2 separate regions of the Mus musculus genome follow, and region 2 is linked to region 1. The links are chromatin loops, found by intact Hi-C in ENCODE. Cell type or tissue: left cerebral cortex. All regions are shown on one strand. Links, peaks and the distances in the headings refer to the core of each region. The heading gives the core; the rest is flanking DNA. Region 1 overlaps Trim44 (tripartite motif-containing 44). Region 2 holds the start of Gm34268 (a long non-coding RNA gene).

Evidence for each region. Peaks named below come from ENCODE experiments on the same cell type or tissue, not always from the same donor. Only the 100,000 strongest peaks of a DNase experiment are listed, where the experiment ranks them.
Region 2: it touches region 1 in a loop (2.1-fold over the local background); 3 of 42 quality-filtered maps call a loop at or near these places.

The regions. Positions count from the first base shown.
Region 1 is chr2:102,297,864-102,306,202 of GRCm38, reverse strand. Trim44 (tripartite motif-containing 44) reads left to right here. Exons shown (of 5, transcript NM_020267.2): 5 at 1,699-6,084. The coding sequence ends at 1,726. Among named protein-coding and RNA genes, the nearest start is that of Gm34268, 55 kb to the right of the region's middle. In left cerebral cortex, for the core only: no CTCF peak of the experiment used is centred there; a DNase peak (open chromatin) is centred at 3,457; H3K27ac peaks cover 2,409 bases.
Region 2 is chr2:102,245,741-102,254,079 of GRCm38, reverse strand. Gm34268 (a long non-coding RNA gene) reads left to right here and starts at 7,117. Exons shown (of 2, transcript XR_374821.2): 1 at 7,117-8,339. In left cerebral cortex, for the core only: no CTCF peak of the experiment used is centred there; DNase peaks (open chromatin) are centred at 261, 653, 1,202 and 3,750; H3K27ac peaks cover 1,151 bases.

The DNA.
Region 1 (8,339 bases), core at 30-8,029:
GGGAGAATATGGTGCCAGTTTTATTTTATGTTCTTTGATTGTGGCTAGAAACTTTTTATAAAGGGCCCTTTGTTTTCTTTGGGACAGATGCCACCAAATACTGCCTCAATGTCAGTCCTCTGGCCGGCCCTGCCTACATGCACCCTTCATCCCATGACTAGACAGTCAACAGGAAAAGAGTAGAAATAGGGCAGAATTCTGAATGTAGCATATTACTGAAGTGTCTCTTCTGGCTTCCAGAGTGTACTCACTCACCTAATTCTGTAGGCCTGTGTCTAAAGGGTTTCTACCTGGGAAGTACTAGAAACCCACTGCTAGAATATTTTTCCCTTAATGGTTTCCCCAGAAGGAAACAAAGAACATAGATTTTATGTAGACAAAGTTAATCCTTTTCTGAGAACTTTTCTAGGTCATAGCTGGGAGCTAATATACTATAAACCTTTTCTGTCTCCGCCAGCTTGAAACTTTAGACTTCAGTCAAAATTAAACCTTGATCTTAAGGACCCTGGGTTCTTACATCTCAGAGATTTTCACTTTCTTCATCTGGACAGTGCAGAAAATAGTAATTGCAACATCCTGGGATTGGAGTGAGTAGTGATAGAAAAATGGGGTAGACAACACCAAATTCTGGTCGTGTATTTCTGTGTTCAGGCTTAATAAGCAGGAGATGGAGGTGACCCTTACTCATCTTTGAATTGGTGACCTCTAGAAGTGGATGAGGAGTACCTAGGCAGGTTGCTGGTTTTGCCTATTTGTAAATGTGCTCATTCCTGTTGCCTTTCTTTCTCTGGCCATGTCTTTTCCTGGCCCCGTCTTCTATGATGGTGTACTGTCCAGAACCAGACCAGTGGTACTTTAACACCAAGTATCTCAAATAATAGTCATGCCTATGGGACTATACACTTAGGTTCTGACACTGAAACACTGACACCAGGAATCCTCTGCTTATCTCAGTAGTGGCTGAGGCTGTTTTCAACCCTGTCTGTTCCTTCCATTCTTTCTTTCTGTTGTTTTTAGAGGTCACTTCTTTATGATACTGTACAACTACTAGATGTGTCGTCACTGGTAAGATAGCATTAATGCTACCCTTATATACTTCAGGAGAAGGGGGATGAGAATAAGATCCAAACTATAGAATTCAATAAGAGCAAAGAAGGAAGGAAGGTACACAGAGAATGACCCAGTGACCTGTTGAGGTAGAGCACTTCCTAGAGACTGACTACAGCGTGGATGAGACCTTGGCTCTGCCCAAGGCAAAGTGCAATTGATTGATTGCTGCTGATGCTGCTGATGATTGGTTTTCTGATCTAATAATAGATGTCTTAACACCTAGAGGAAATAAAACTGGTTTCTACCAGCAGTTTATTTTGTTAATTAAAATTTTAAAATTCAGTCTGACAATCTTCCTGCTCTTTTACTTACTGGTTGTATACTGGGCATTGTGTATTTTACACGTGTTCTTAATTGATTCTCCCAGAACCCAAGATAGTAAGTCCTTTTTTTTTTTTTTTTTTTTTTTTTGTAAATTTTCATGACAACGGTAGTTAAATTTAGAAATCAGAAATCAAAGCAACTAAGACACTTTGCTGTGGGCCTACTGCTCAGTCATGATAGAAGCAGCACAAAGCTGTCAACCTGTACTGCGTTGCCTCCTTTCTGTGACGTTTGAACTCACTTGCTTCTCCTTTTCCTTTGTAGCGGTGCCAGTGAAGAAGAGGACACATGAAGACTTAGCATTCCCTGCAGAAAACGCCCCTTCCCCGTGTGTGTGTGACAGCGTGTATGTAATGGCTTCTGATATCTGTGAAAGCTGCCAGGCAACAAACTTCTTCTACTGGAAATGTCCCCAGATCCACAGCAGGCACACATGTTCCCAAGGGACCAGGGGTTGTATGCATTCTGACTGTGTGCTTCTTGTTCTCTGTGGTAGGTCATGGGAAGAGCCCTTTTGATCAACTTGGAGGGCTCTTCAGCTAACCCCCCAATGGCTGCTTTGAACTTACTCAGGAAAGCCAGCCCCTGGAATATTGTGCAAGTCAACACTATCACTTCCTTAGGAAGGTTCTAGAACATCTCGAAAGGATATCAGTTTTCCTTACCTGCAAACAGAAAACAAACCCACTTTGTTTGTACTGAAGCTTAAAGCAAATGTGGCCAAGTGGGGCCAAACTGACTCAATAGGCAGTCTGTCATAGTCCAGTTCTGCCTCTGTGAAAAGTGTTAGGGCAACTGGGTTAAAATAGGGTTGGAGAAAGAGTCCAGAGCTAGAAAGAAGATATTTTTAGTATGTGAGGTTATCTAGGACTTAAGTTTCATAATTCAGTGCTGTGGAAATGGGAAAATGATTGAAAAGGTAGAAAGGAAATGACCTTAAGGACTGGGGTGAGGCACAGAAATCTGATTAAAGGTTGAAATCAGTGTTTCAGAATTCAGATTGCCTCAATTTTCCAAAATGGTCACTAAAGCATCTGATAAAACCCAGAATTCTTCGGCCAGCTGTGTGGATTAACAGGCCTGTCACAACATAAAAGGCTGGCATGTATATTGGCAGGTGGAGATTGTCACTGTAAAACTTAGCAGTTTCACTCCGAGGTTAGTCTATGGTGGTCAGTGCACTGTGAGGGGAATCCTTGTCCCTCCCTGGCAGCTAGCAAACATTCCTCTATTTACTATAATTGGAATCCTCCCTTCCCCTGCAGCAGGCCGTCAGCTCACCTCACACAGCCCAGTTTTCTCTTCATGTAGCATGTCCAGGCATGCTCCAGAGCTGGGTTTCCTGGCCTTCCCACACTCCCAGATCACAGTCTCTTACAACCATGCTTTTCAGGATCCAGGAAGTAGTAAGTGTGCTGGGAGATACCCAACTAACTGCAAGCTCACAAGCACCACATCTTCTTGAGACATCAGTTTTTCTTTCCAAATGATTTGAAGTCAAGAGATGACCATATTTTTTAATGGAACAAATGCTTATGTTATACAAGAGAATGTTCATACACCTAAAGTGCTAAACTAAAATAGGAAACTTGGAAGGAAACTCATATTTGTAAGTGGACAGTGATTCTATCTCCTCTGCTTGTGTGGTATTTCCATGTTCACTTTGAGATTTTGTCTGAACTGGATTCAGGCAGCCTTGGGGTTGCTGTTGATCAAGGTCTAGACTTCCAGATCCAAGGAGTCCACCTTGGAGTAGTACATCTCCCTTTTCCTGTCAGCCAGCTTGCCTGTGTACTTATCACAAAGCTTTAGGGGCAGCTAACATGTGTATGTACAGGATAGTTCTGAGGCAGAAACAGCATAGACTTATTGTAGGAGTCCTATTTATGTCATTGTTCAGCCCTGTGCATGCTAGAAAATGATTTATCCCTTTGAGGCCAGGAAACTGCCAAGCCACTCTGCTGTAGGCTAGGATTACTGAAACTCACCACACATACAAGGATATTGGGGCAGAGCGGAGTGTGAGATCTAAAAATATGTATACTTTCCCCAGCTGGTGGCTAGTAGATGGCTTAGACAATTTTGGTGTCTTACCATCTGTCTGCAAAGACTGGAGAATTTAATACATCTTGAGTTGACAACCTCCAGTGATATCCTGTTCTGCCAAAATTTTAAAAGAAGGGCCACTGTAGAAAGAGTGTAAACTATCACAAGATTGAAAAGACTTGACAGTTTGGAAGCTTGTCTTGTCTTTCTCAGTAATCATTGATCTTTACATGTTGACCTTATATTAGCAATGAACAGATCATTGCCTCTCCACCCAATCATGCTATTTCTTTAAATCAGTATTTGGGGAATGCAAGCATTTATGCAGTGGTTATAAACAGAAATATAAGATTTGCCAACCTGTCTCTTTAAATTACCATCTCTCTGAAATCCTCAAGGAAAGCATTTTCCCTTTACTTAGTAAGGGTTTCAGATTCACTTTATGGGCTCCTGCTGTCTTCAACACTGATAAAACTTTAACCAGAAAAGCATTAAACACAGCACAGCAGCCCCTAGCCCAGATCCCTAAGTTCCTAGTGGCAGCATTTATCAATGTAAGAACAAGAATACTTTCTGTACTGGTATCAGCTTCGTCCTCAAAGCTATGACCTCTTACTTGGCCTTGTGCCCCATAGTGAACGAAGCTTCTTGCCTTTCCAGGTCAGTGTGAGTTAAGATTGTCAGAGTTGTATGTGTCCTGACAGACTGTGGACAGCAGGGTTTGCCCAAATCATCAAGTGATACAGGTAATGAATGTCTCTAAAATAAGTTGGGTCCTCCAAACAAGTCCTGGATACCTTCTGAATGTTAAGTTTCTGAGTGCTGAGAGTAATTTGTTCATTGGTTTGGTTTGATACCGTTATATCTATCTAGGGCAGTTCCAAGAAGTGCTTGACTTCTCAGCTCTAACAGCCAGTAAGAGTAAGTAACCTTAGTACAGGCAATGAGCCTCTGTAGATGTGCAGAGGACAAGTCACTTGTCTGTAGTTGCTAACAAACAATGGAACCAGTTTTGAGCACAGCACTCCCTGCTCTGCAGTCAGCCCTCTGCCCCACACCATGACTCACCTACAGATTGAGAGAGAGAAAGGCTTTCAGTTCCCCCAGTGTAGTATGCCCATTCACACTCGGAATTCTTTTTCAAAGACATCAAGATGGCCTTAGTACTCTGCTCTAGTAGATGTTGTAAGTATTCATTGTTCCTTCCAGGAGCTGGATTTTTGGTACAGTCCCCACAAAGGAAAATAAAGGCCTTCAAGAGTGTAAAGTTTTTAGACAGAGTTGGAGGTAATGGTAGTCTTCTAACATTATCTAAATATCTCCTGCTTCATTACTATAGAAAGCAACTCTTCATGTTTTAGGAAACCCAGCTACCATGTTTGTACTCTGAGAAGGTGCCAATACAAATCACTAATTTTGGACTCCCTTCCTGGAGTGTGTGTGTGTGTGTGTGTGTGTGTGTGTGTGTGTGTGTGTGTGTGTGTGTGTGTAAATGAGAATGAGATTTGTACACACCCACATATTCTATACCACTTAATTAAGAGTTAAGTGAAGTTCAAAGCAGCCCCTGGTGATCTTACTTAACACCACAAAGTTTTCTACTAGGTCCATGAAAGTATAAACAGATAATTGGAGTGTGACTGCTGGCTTTCCAGAATAACCCACTTGTGGTAGATGTCAACTCTTACAGCTCCAAGCCAAGGTGACGACAACCCAGCCCTCTTCCACCATGTCTAATAACATGGGACATGGTAGATGCCTTGTCATTTGGTGACCTGGATCTGGGCCCGAGTTTAGAGCTGCAGAATTTATAACCTTGTAGTAGTCAGTGGTCTAAGAAGTCCTCTCTCCCCACAGAGAAAATGTCTTGCTGATTCCTGATATTCTACTCTCATAAGCTGTTCAGTACACACTTCTCAGTCAATTGGTTGCTTGTTTACTATGTGCTGAGCACATCTAGATTTTTTGTTTGTTTAAAGTTAAAAGTCCCATTATAAATCAAGTCTAACCCTGCCCTAAGAGAAAAGACCCACAGAGACTGCACATCTCACTGACGCTGCCTTCACCCATTAGTGTTTGAGGCCCACCATCCTATGGAGCCAGGTATTCCCACATCATTCAGATCACTGGTGTTTCCCATTACTGTTTGAGGCTGAGCAGAAACACTAACAAGGACCAGAGCAGGAACGGGAAAATAAATGAAGACACTTGGAGTGCACTGTTGAGAAAATAGCCAGAGTCCATGCTGGGCTTGATGTGGCTTTAGGGGACCAATCATATATACTTTATGGAAGTTAAACCTGACCAGTCTTTACAGTGACAGGCCACAGCGCGTGAGTGGGTAGAACCAACAAATCCATTGTCTTCTGCCTGTTTTTGTGTGCACAGTCACATTCCCTCCTTAGTCATCTTCCCCTTCCACTCTTTACACTAAACAAGGGAACACTCAATCTTTCAAGGGAATTACATATCTGAGTTAATGTTTCAGTATATCATTTTCATACTGTAAATTATTTTGTAAGAGAGATTTACTGCTATCCCAGGATGTTCGGACTTGGCGCCCCTGTGCATTTGGAAATCAATAAACTATTACTGGAAATACCATTTGTCTCTCAGAGTTGTTCACAAAGGACCCTGCTAAGTATAAATATCCATGAGGATCATATACATATACATACACATGTCTGTGGTAATGCTGGAGATGATGGTTAGATGTAGGGACCTAAGTTACTCCTGATCTCTTAAAGGGCCATAGGAGGCTTCTGGAAGGTGGTGGAGAGTAGATCAGAGATATTAGGTAAGATATTATAAGGTAAGTGTTTACTCCTGGGATCTTTTCAGCTTTGTGACTTTGATTAGCTAGGAAGATTGTCAAAATTTAGTTTTTGATAAATGTTCTTTTAAAATAAAAACTAACCAGCACCCTTGATCAAATTATAGTTAAGCTAGCAGTACCATCTCTGTGGGACTTTAAAGGTACCTATCTGAATATAATTGATGAGAGAATTAAGTGATAAGTAAACTCATTTTAGTCTGGCTTCTAACACAGGGCAAACAGTTGTACTGCAACTTGGAGTTATGGATTCCAGTAGCCCAATATGAAGATTAGAGGTGTTAGATCTATGGAATCTGAAATTGCAAGCCTTTCCAAAAAGCACAAAACATAATGCCTCAAAATCCTAAAAGCCATGAGCAGGTATGCTCATGAGCCCTGATCTAACTTGCTTCTATCAAATGTGTCTTCATTTGCCCTTTCTTCATGGTACTATGGGAGCTTTAGAAAATTTTGCAAAACAGGGCAGTGGAGTCAGACAAGGTCACCCAATAGGCCAAGCCTGGATTAAAGCCCCGGGACAGAAGACTGTCTCCTGGGGCAGTCATTATGTCCCACTTCCTCCCCAGTTGCTGAGGGTACCTCCTCTGCTGGGGGATTGGGAGGTGGCATTGCCAGGCACTGTAGCACTTGGTAGTCTTCAGAATTTCAGATCACAGTGTATTGCCAGGTTTTTCATCCCTGCTTCCCATGCTGGTCCCTCAACACCACATTCTATTGCTCACGTCCTTCTCGTTTTAGTGCCTTTCCTTTAGACAGCTCCGGTTTTTAATTGATAATTTCTTGATTCTGTTTACATGTAGCTTCATTTCCTTTATTTTATTTCATAAAAATATGAAATTGCAGCTTGTTTGGAATCTCTCCTGGTCTTCACAAGGCACCAGAGTGAGATATGCTCAACAGGAAATCAGGCTACCAGCACCTTTATTCAATAAGCAGGAACGATGTCTCAAATGAGAAACAAGACCATTTGGAGTCATTCAGTGGCTGCCCCGAATGCCTGTTTGTTAAATATTGCAGTTTCTAGCATTAAAACATTTAATTTTTGTTAACAGTAATAGCTACCATTTAGTCAGCTCTTTGTCTAGGCCGGGGACTCTCCTTGGTACTTTTCACATTGCCCTATTCAATTCTCAAAGCGCTAATACTACCGTCTCTCATTTTATGCTTAGAGATCTTTTACTAAACAGAGAGCCAGGATTTAAATCAAGGCTAACATACTATGGGGTCTGCTCTTCATACCTAGCCATACTGAGTCATCTGGTTTGATAAATAACATGTTGTCCCTGGCACTCTGTCCATGCAGTTCAGCTGTGAGGTAAATATTGGGTCCTTGCTTTGTATAGCCTGGAAAACAGGACAATAGAAGGACTGAAGGCAGCAGTGCAGTTCTTTTCTGCCTCAGGGCTGTGCTTTACCTCCTTCGTTTTAAGGCAGTAAATAATGGAATCACTGAGAGACAGTGTTCACTGCTGCTTTGACTATGGACTTAGACTCTCCAGAGACAGCCAGCTCTGATACAGAGTCCATACTTTAATTAAACATCATAGCAACCTGATGTAGTCCCATGCCTGAGATGACTACAGTATGCCATTTGATATATAAAAATGGCTCCCAATCTTCATGCTCCTTGAGGTTTCATTTGTTACCATTTACCTGGTCTCAGCCATTTGATAACTTCATTTATTCATAGTTCATGAACATAATTCCAAACAAATGGCTTGAAAATGAATAATTGAGACAACTGGAAAAACCTTCGAAGAAGTGCAACTCTTTGAAAAAATGACTAACAAGTAAAAACTAAGCAGCCAAGCCTTCTGCCCAGTGGAAATAAATGCCAGGAAGCAAACATGCAAGATGCCATACGTCTTACCATTGGGCACCTTCCCAGAACTGTTCTCACTTCTCACACAATTGTAAATGTTTGACTAGTTTTCAGGTCTACAGAGATGGAATTTAAGGAAGAGGAGTGGGCTTCCAGAGAAACCAAAGTCAAGGAAGAAAAAGTGACAGCAGTAGACAAAAT
Region 2 (8,339 bases), core at 62-8,061, 52 kb after region 1:
GGGGAGCAGCTCTTAGGTGAACTCCTCACAAACCAGCATTGAGGGAGGAGCAAGGTCCTTGAATTCACAGCCTTAAGAGTTAGGCAGGTTCCTCTTTTGGTTCCATTAGGAAAGAAGAGAGCAATGAGCATGGTGGCACTTGGGAGGACTTCAGGGTTACATATTCTGAGGATATGTAAAGTTGCCCACTCATCAATCACACCCACGAACCTCACAGGCTGCTCTTTCAGCTTAGGTAGGCAGGTCCCCTCACTCCTTCCTTAACAGAACCCAGCCTTTACTCTCTGCAGGTTTTAGAGCAGCAGTTCTCAACTTGTGTGTTGCAACCCCTTTGGGGTGTCAAAACAACTCTTTCACGGGGGTCACAAATCAGCTACCCTGCATATCCTATTTACATTATGATTCATAACAATAGCAAAAACTACAGTTATAAAGTAGCAATGAAAACAATCTTATGGCTGGGGGACACCCTGATATGAGGAACAAAATGAAATGAATTAAAAGGACGCAGCATTTAGGAAGGTTGAGAACCACTGCTCTACAGAGACCTAAATGTGGATGTGAGCCTACCCTGCTGGAGGTGAGTCACCCATGCGTGCCTGGCATGGTTAATGCAGTGTTCATTTCGTGGCCAAAGGAATACGATATTCCCTCCTTCTCTCACATGGCATCTGTTCCACTGTCTCAGAATAGACCTGCCATCCCACCACACCTCAGAACCTTTGTACTGGCTGCCTCTCCTACTGGGATGTTTCCCATTCAGATCACAATGTGGCCGGCTCCCTCCCTTCCTTGAGGTCTCCATGCAAAGGTCTTGTGAGTTCTCCCGGCCACTCGGTCAATCTTTTCTCTGTTAACATGATGAAACACACAAAACTGAGTACTACTCAACAAAAGAGGCTCATTTGCTGAACATTTGGTAGCAAATTGTTCCAGCACCAGGACACTAGGTCTGCAAGAACCCCACCCCACCCCCACCCCACCCCACCTCACTCCCCCCCCCCCCAGCTGCACTATATCATATGAGAAGGCATCATGGCAACAGTGATCACAGAGGAGAGAATACCACTGCATCAGAAGCCAGAAAAGGCTCACTCTTATAATAGCCTCTTCTCAACAAATAGCTCAGTGACTCAGATTTGTCCTCGTGGCCAGAGACCAGGAGAGCCAGTCCCATCCCTTCCAGCTATGACCGTGGGTGAGCTAGGAGTTGACAGTGCTGAGAGCTTTGCCCCAGTGGTGTGGGTGCTGGAGAGCTGGCAGGCTGACAAACTCAGCTACCATCCTGGCCCAGATCCAGGGCTTTGGGTTGGACCATCCAAACGTATACCTCATCTTCGAACTGCTTGAGTGTGGAAGGGGTCAATCCTGCAGATCTAAAGTTGCAGGATCTTCATGACACAGGAGAACAACAGGATGTCTAAGAGGAGTCCCTCTGAGGATCCAATATTGATAGTGTAGCAGAAGCCAGAGGCCTTGAAACAAAACAGTGACTCATTGTAATAGACATTTGCATGGAAAGAAGTGGACAAAAGGGTATACTGTGGGGCACACTGTAACACACTGCTGCTTCCGCAATGAGATCTAGCTTTATTTATTTTGCTTTGTTTTGATTGTTGGGGTGCAGTTGCAAGGGCAGAGGGCAGATACGAAGGGATGGGGAGATGAGTGGGGTTGGGGTGCATGATGCAAAAAAAAGGATTAATAAAGGTTTTTAAAAAATTTTTAAGAGAATGTGTCTCTTAGATATTAATGCACCTTTTAGTATGGATCCACCTCCTCTTATATCACCACACTCCAAATTCCAGCACTGCCAGAAGCCAGCACCACCAACATCTTTACCATCTAGACCCCAGCACCACTCTCTCAGACCCCAGCACTATGCAAACCCACATGCCACCCAAAGCTTGGCATCATCCAGATTCCAGCACCACTCAAATCTCGGTGTCAACCATAACAAAGTATCACCTAGGCCCAACCCTCTCCAGAACCCAGAACCACTCAAATCCTAGCACCATCCTGACCCCAGCATCACCTAAATCCCAGCACCATCCAGACCCCAGCATCACCCAAATCCCAGCACCATCCAGACCCCAGCATCACCCAAATCCCAGCACCATCCAGACCCCAGCATCACCCAAATCCCAGCACCATCCAGACCCCAGCATCACCCAAATCCCAGCACCATCCAGACCCCAGCATCACCCAAATCCCAGCACCAACCCAAGCTCCAGAAGTGTTCCGAGCTTGAGTGTTCCTAACTGTTGTTCTGTGTTCCTCTTCTGTTTCCTTCGTGGCTCTGAGTATTGTTTATGTCTGATGCACTCTGCTATTTAACTTGCATATCTATTCCCAGTGGTGGAATGTAAGTTCCACAAGGCCTGATGCTCTTCTCTGTTTAATATGATTTCCCAGAAGTCAGAGGGGGCGCCCAGCACGTGGCAGCTTCCCAATAAACATTTGCTTCATTGACCACACTGCAGAGAGCTGTGTTTGGAATCCTGTCTGGGTTCAGACGTGTGCTCTGCAGTTTATAAATAATAAGATGTGGTGCATTACTTCCCCTCTCAGGGTCTCGGTTTTCTTACCTGGAAATGATGTATAATATTTATTCCATAGGGATCCAGGAAACATTAACAAGATGACATAAAAGACTGAACACAGTGGCTGGCTAGAAAACAAGCAGGTGTTTCATAATCAATCACAAGAATTTGGGGTTGGGGAAGTGATTCAGCAGTAAGAGAAGCTGAGTTTAGTTCCTAGCACTCATGTCAGGTAATGCATAGCTCCAGCTCCAGGGCATCAGATACCCTTTTCTGGCCTCCAGGGATGTTGTATTCACACGCACATACCTACTTATGCACACACATATACATACTTTCATTGAAGTTTTTTTTTATTGCAATAATTACAAAAGGTGGTCATTAAAAAGGAGATAAAAAAAAATAAAAGTCTGAAAAGTGCCTGGATTGTGAACATCACATACACACACACAAACACACACACACACATGCATGCATGCATGCATGCATTTATACACATATGCACGCATGTATACACACGTGCATGTAATCACATAAGCATACACACTCACACTCGTGCACACATGCATGAGCATGCACATGCACACGAGTGCATGGACACATATCCACTCCTTTATGTCCACACCAAAGCCTGTGCACAAAAGCTCCCAAGCTCTCATCCAGAGGGGAAGCCAATGAAGCTTGGCCGCTATCTCATTATTCTTCGCCTATCAGACTGGGTAAGAAACTTTGCAGACTGGTATGGCTTAGCAAGCACAGGCCTTGATCTTCACACAGCTCTGTGTCTTTCTAGCCCACCCTCCTGACCCTTATATTGTCCCTTCTGACTCTTCTCCAATGGGCTTGTCCCTTAAAGTCCTCTATATTCTGGCTACAAAGGTAATAATTAGAAGACAATGGGGAAACCCATGCAACTTACAGACCACTTTTTGCTGACAGAAGAGTGAGAGTGGTGAAGCAGAAATGCATAAGAAAGGGTTCAGGAGACACCCCTACAGTGAGGCCCTGAAGACCAGGCAGCAGGAAGTGTGGCCACGAAGCCAGCCCTGCAGAGGGATCTGGTGAGCTTGCAGTGCCACAAGGAAGCAACATCCTGGTGGGCCCTGGACCCTGGACCAATACCTATTAACTGTGAGAACCTCAGCAAATGGCATCACCTCTCTGCACCAGTTACATCATCTGTTGCAGGAGCTGTACTCCCCTGTAGGATTGTTGGAACGTTTTAAACCCAGACCTTCTGCTGTGTACGCTGCAAAAATCAAGCTGTCGAGGCTACTACTGATATAGACTATAAACCCAAAAATAGCCCTTGGCTTGTGCAGGACCCTTATCTGATGTGCCACAGGTTAGAGGCACCTAGCACAAAGCCTAGCATCCAACATGCATCACATCAGTGGCAGGCAAACAGTAGGCTGGTTTATTACCCCTCCAGTCCACAGAAGGGCAGCATGCAGCCTTTTGCTAGCATGGAACCAGCTTCAAGCAAAGCCATAGCCATGTTGAAGTTGACTTTGGAGTAGTGGGATGTGACGTCAACTGAGAAGCAGCTTTAACTGTTCTCATCACAGAGCTCGGACTAACTCAAGTTGTCCTGGACTTCTGCTTACCGAGCATGTTCTGGATTCAGGGTGAGACATCTTGTGGAGCCTGGGTGTGTATGTGCTCAGAATCATTGGGTGTCGTGATATGCATTTGGTTTAAGTGGGCCATCATTGTCTTTCTCCATTTAAATGTCTTTAAAATTAAAACAACCCTTTTAAAGCCAGTTGATTTGCTCTGTATAGAAGAGTCCCTTGATCTCCAACCTTTACCCTCACAGTCAGGAAACTCCACTGCGGGTGAGAGAGATGCTTTCTGTCCCACTGTAGCATTGGACATGGGAACCATTGAGGGTGGTGACTTTGTCTGTTAAACCCTAGGCTTGTATTAGGAGAAGTTGGATCCATGGACATTCTGTTCCTATACCAACTGGCCCAATGACAATGGCTGACAGATAGTCTAAACCCATCTGCATGATAGACCGGGCTTGGAGATGGCTAATCAGTCCATAAAGAGGCTTCTAAACAGGTCCAAGTGGAGCATTTGCGGGACCCATAGACAAGTCTCATTGATGGCAAGGCACTCCTGCAAGACTTACAGTCAGCAGCCTAGAGACTTCCCTGGTTTTCTGTCAGGTGTATAACATGAAGACAATGACCAGAAGGAAGAGGAAGTGCAGGAGGACGGGGAATCACTGACCACACACATTGGGTAGCACTTTTCCCAAATGTATCATCAGTAACCATTCAGAGAGAAGATAACGGAAAGAATGAAAGAGAGCAAGAAAGAACTTGAGGAAGTTAATGTCTCGGGCTCAGAAGTAACAAGCAGTCTCTAGATAGGACGACACAGGTAAGAGCATTCCCAGAAATGCAAGCATCACAGAGATGGGAGATGAGAGAATGGGGTGGCTAATAGAATGATCCAAAGTCTAAGCAATCAGGTTAGAGAGGCAACTGAGCAGGAGTGTGCTTGTCTGAGATTCATAAAACCTCAGGGTAATCTCTATAGTGAGAGGAAAAAATACAAGAAAGCAAGTAAGCAAGGAGAAAAGGATAGAAAAAAGGGAGGAAGGGGAAGGAGGGAAGGAGGGAGAGAGACAGGGAGGGAGACAAGGAGGGAGACAGGGAGGGAGGGAGGGAGGGAGACAAGGAGGAAGGGAGGGAAACAGGGAGGGAAGGAAGGAGGGAGGGAGACAGGGAGGGAGGGAGACAGGGAGGGAGGGAGGGAGACAGGGAGGGAGAGAGGAGTAGAATTAACAGAGGAAGTAAGTTTCTAGGGTAACAGAGCCTTCAAAAGCCAGTGTAACAAAGAAATTCTCTCATTAAAGCCTGTCGTCCCAAACTTCAGATCATCAGAAACAAAGATTACAAATGCTGTCAGGGAGAAATCAGGTCAGAATGTCACCAAACAGGAGACAACAGAGTGTGTTACACTGCAGAAGGAAAAGAGCTTCTAATTTATACTGTGCCTAAGCAGCAGTTGGAAAGGAGTATTAAATAGGGACAGTTCTAGAAGCAAGGTCGCAAAGTTTTACCTCTGAGTACCTTTCTACGAAAGGTATTATTGAGGGATGTGCTCCATTAGAAGGAAGGGGTGAGTCTGAGGGTGATGGCGCACGCCTTTAATCCCAGGCAGAGGCAGGAAGATCTTGGAGTTCAAGGCCAGCCTGGTCTATAGAGTGAGTTGTAGGACAGCCAGGGCTGAAAAACCCTGTCTCAAAAAAAAAAAAAAAAATCAAAGACAGACAGACAGACAGACAGACAGACAGATAGATAGATAGATAGATAGATAGATAAAGCAAGGGAGAAAAATGGATTCAACCAGCAATCTAGCACAAGAGAGAAAAGAGAGAATTTTCAGGAAGATGGGAAAAGGCCAAGAAGATGTCTGTCTGGCACGAGTCCCCAGGTGAGTATTTTTAGGCATTGAAATTAAAAATGGTAGCACTTTGACATGTTTGACTATGCCATTCTGTAACTTCACAAAAGATTCACTAGAAATTTAAAGAATATCAAATATTTTGGTTTTGCTTCAGTGTTTTTTTTAATTAAAAAAATTGGCAACATTGGGCTGAGACTGAAATCAGTGCCTCCACGCACCCTCGTCAGAAAAGCTTTCTCCTGCAGTAGATGGGGGGGGGGGGGGGCTTTATTGAGACCCACAACTGGACCATGTACTGAAAGTGAGAAACCTTGAAGCACTCAGTCCTAAGGGGGCTGCCTTCATAAAGTGTCTCTCCTCAGAGCTCAGGGATCTGTGTGGATGAGGAGGAAGAAAGGTTGTAAAAGCCAGAGGTGATGGATGACACAAAGGAAATGCTGCCTTCCAGGCACTACAGGACTGATGTACATGTGAACTCACAGAGACTGGGGCAACATGCACAAGGCCTGCACAGGCTCAAACCACATAGAATGCCGGTGCTGAGAGGGGAAGTGGACACCAGATCCCACCCCTAGCAAGAAGCTATCTGCAACTGATACCTATTGCCAAAGGGAAAATAAGTTTTCTCCAATGGGGGATCAACCACTGGGTATATCAGCCACAGTTCAGGACAGGCCCCATGCCCATGAGGAACTGACCAACATAAAGCAAAGTTCATGGTGTTTTGTAGACCTTTTGTATCATCTTGTTTTATTTGGCATTTTTCTCCCCTTTGCTCTTACTATGTGTGTTCCTTGTTTATTTATTTATTTATTTATTTATTTATTTATTTATTTTAGAGAGATAGAGAAAACAAAGTTGAATGGATAGGGACTTGGGGAGGATCTGGGAGGAATTAGGGGAGGAGAAAAACATTATCAAAATACATTATGTGAATTTTTTTTTCAAAATAACGTTTTAAATATACTAATGGAAACTAGGCATGATGGGAAGTTCTGAAAACAACAGTCTGAGAAGCTAAGACAGGAGAATTGCAATTTTGAGGCCAGCCTGGGAAACCTACTGAATTACAGGCCAACCTAGGCTATGAGACAAGATGCTGCCTCAAAAAAAAAAAAAAATTTAAAAATGCAATTATGTGTAAAAAACCCAAATCTTTGTAATTCCTCCATACAAGGACTGTTCAAATGTTCTATTCACAATGTCTCCTTTAAAATTATGCCACGTTCCAGATAACATTTATCTGTCCTTCAGGGTTTTTTTTTTTTAAATTTTTATTTTGTAGATAAAGTTTTACCCAGAAGCACATGCAACACATATCCTGTAAGAAGGAGCACTTGACATTTAGTTCCACACAATGGCACAGCACATAATCTCAATTGCTTGAAGTTTCTAGACAGTGCCTAGCACACTGGATACACTCGTCACTCCCTGTGCTAGGAAGAGTCCTCAAATGCTTTCTTAGGGAAGGGCACTAAGCAAGAGAGGCTCTCACAACCCCCTTTGCATGGTGTGTGTGCTGCCTCCGGTGGCTTGAAGGTGTCCTCTCCATTGGCCTTTAATTAGTCCTCATGTGTTCAGCAGGAGAGAAAGGCAAGGATCAGACCAGAGAGCTGCTGAAGGGAGGATGGCTTTCAAGTACAGTTCCCTTCAATCATCGTGTCCTGGATTCTACCTTGTCAGCTTTGCTGAATAAGCTAAGCCGTCCTTATATGGCATGACACACAAACTAGTTACTTTCAACTCATCCTGAATTGTATATTTGAACATATATTGGTGATAGTCATATCTTCTATATTTCTCTGTCTGAGAAAGTTATTTGGGGATTTTTTAGAGTTGAAATGGGATGCCTCAATATTTCCACCCATTTACTTAAATTGAACAATGTCTTTAAATTTTACAGTTTTTCACTCAGTGGCAGATTTTCTGGGGTCAAACAAAATCCTTAAGAAAAAAATGAGCATTTAGGGAAAGAGACATGAATATAGCAGATGGGTCACCGGTGGTTGATGTTAACCTGTGCTCTAACTCTGAAAACAACAAATGTCAGTTGATTGAAAGATGTGGTTTATTTAGCTCTAGCAGGTGTATGCAGTAGGAGAATGGCCATAGGGGTTGGTCTACCAACTGTGTGTGTGCGTGCCACAAGGGTTTTCTCTCAATGCCAGCATTCCCCCCAGGAAGAAGGGATTAGGCTCATGAGACCCTGGAAGTAAACTTCATATAGCTGGAAAGCTGAAAGTTACACAGTTCATGAGGACCCCTACCCAAGGTTGTAGAAGCAGTAGACATCAGCTAGAGGAGGCGACTTTGACTGACCCTAGTTGTGGACAGGGCCAGTTGGAACTCACCGTAAGTCATATAGCGAGCTAC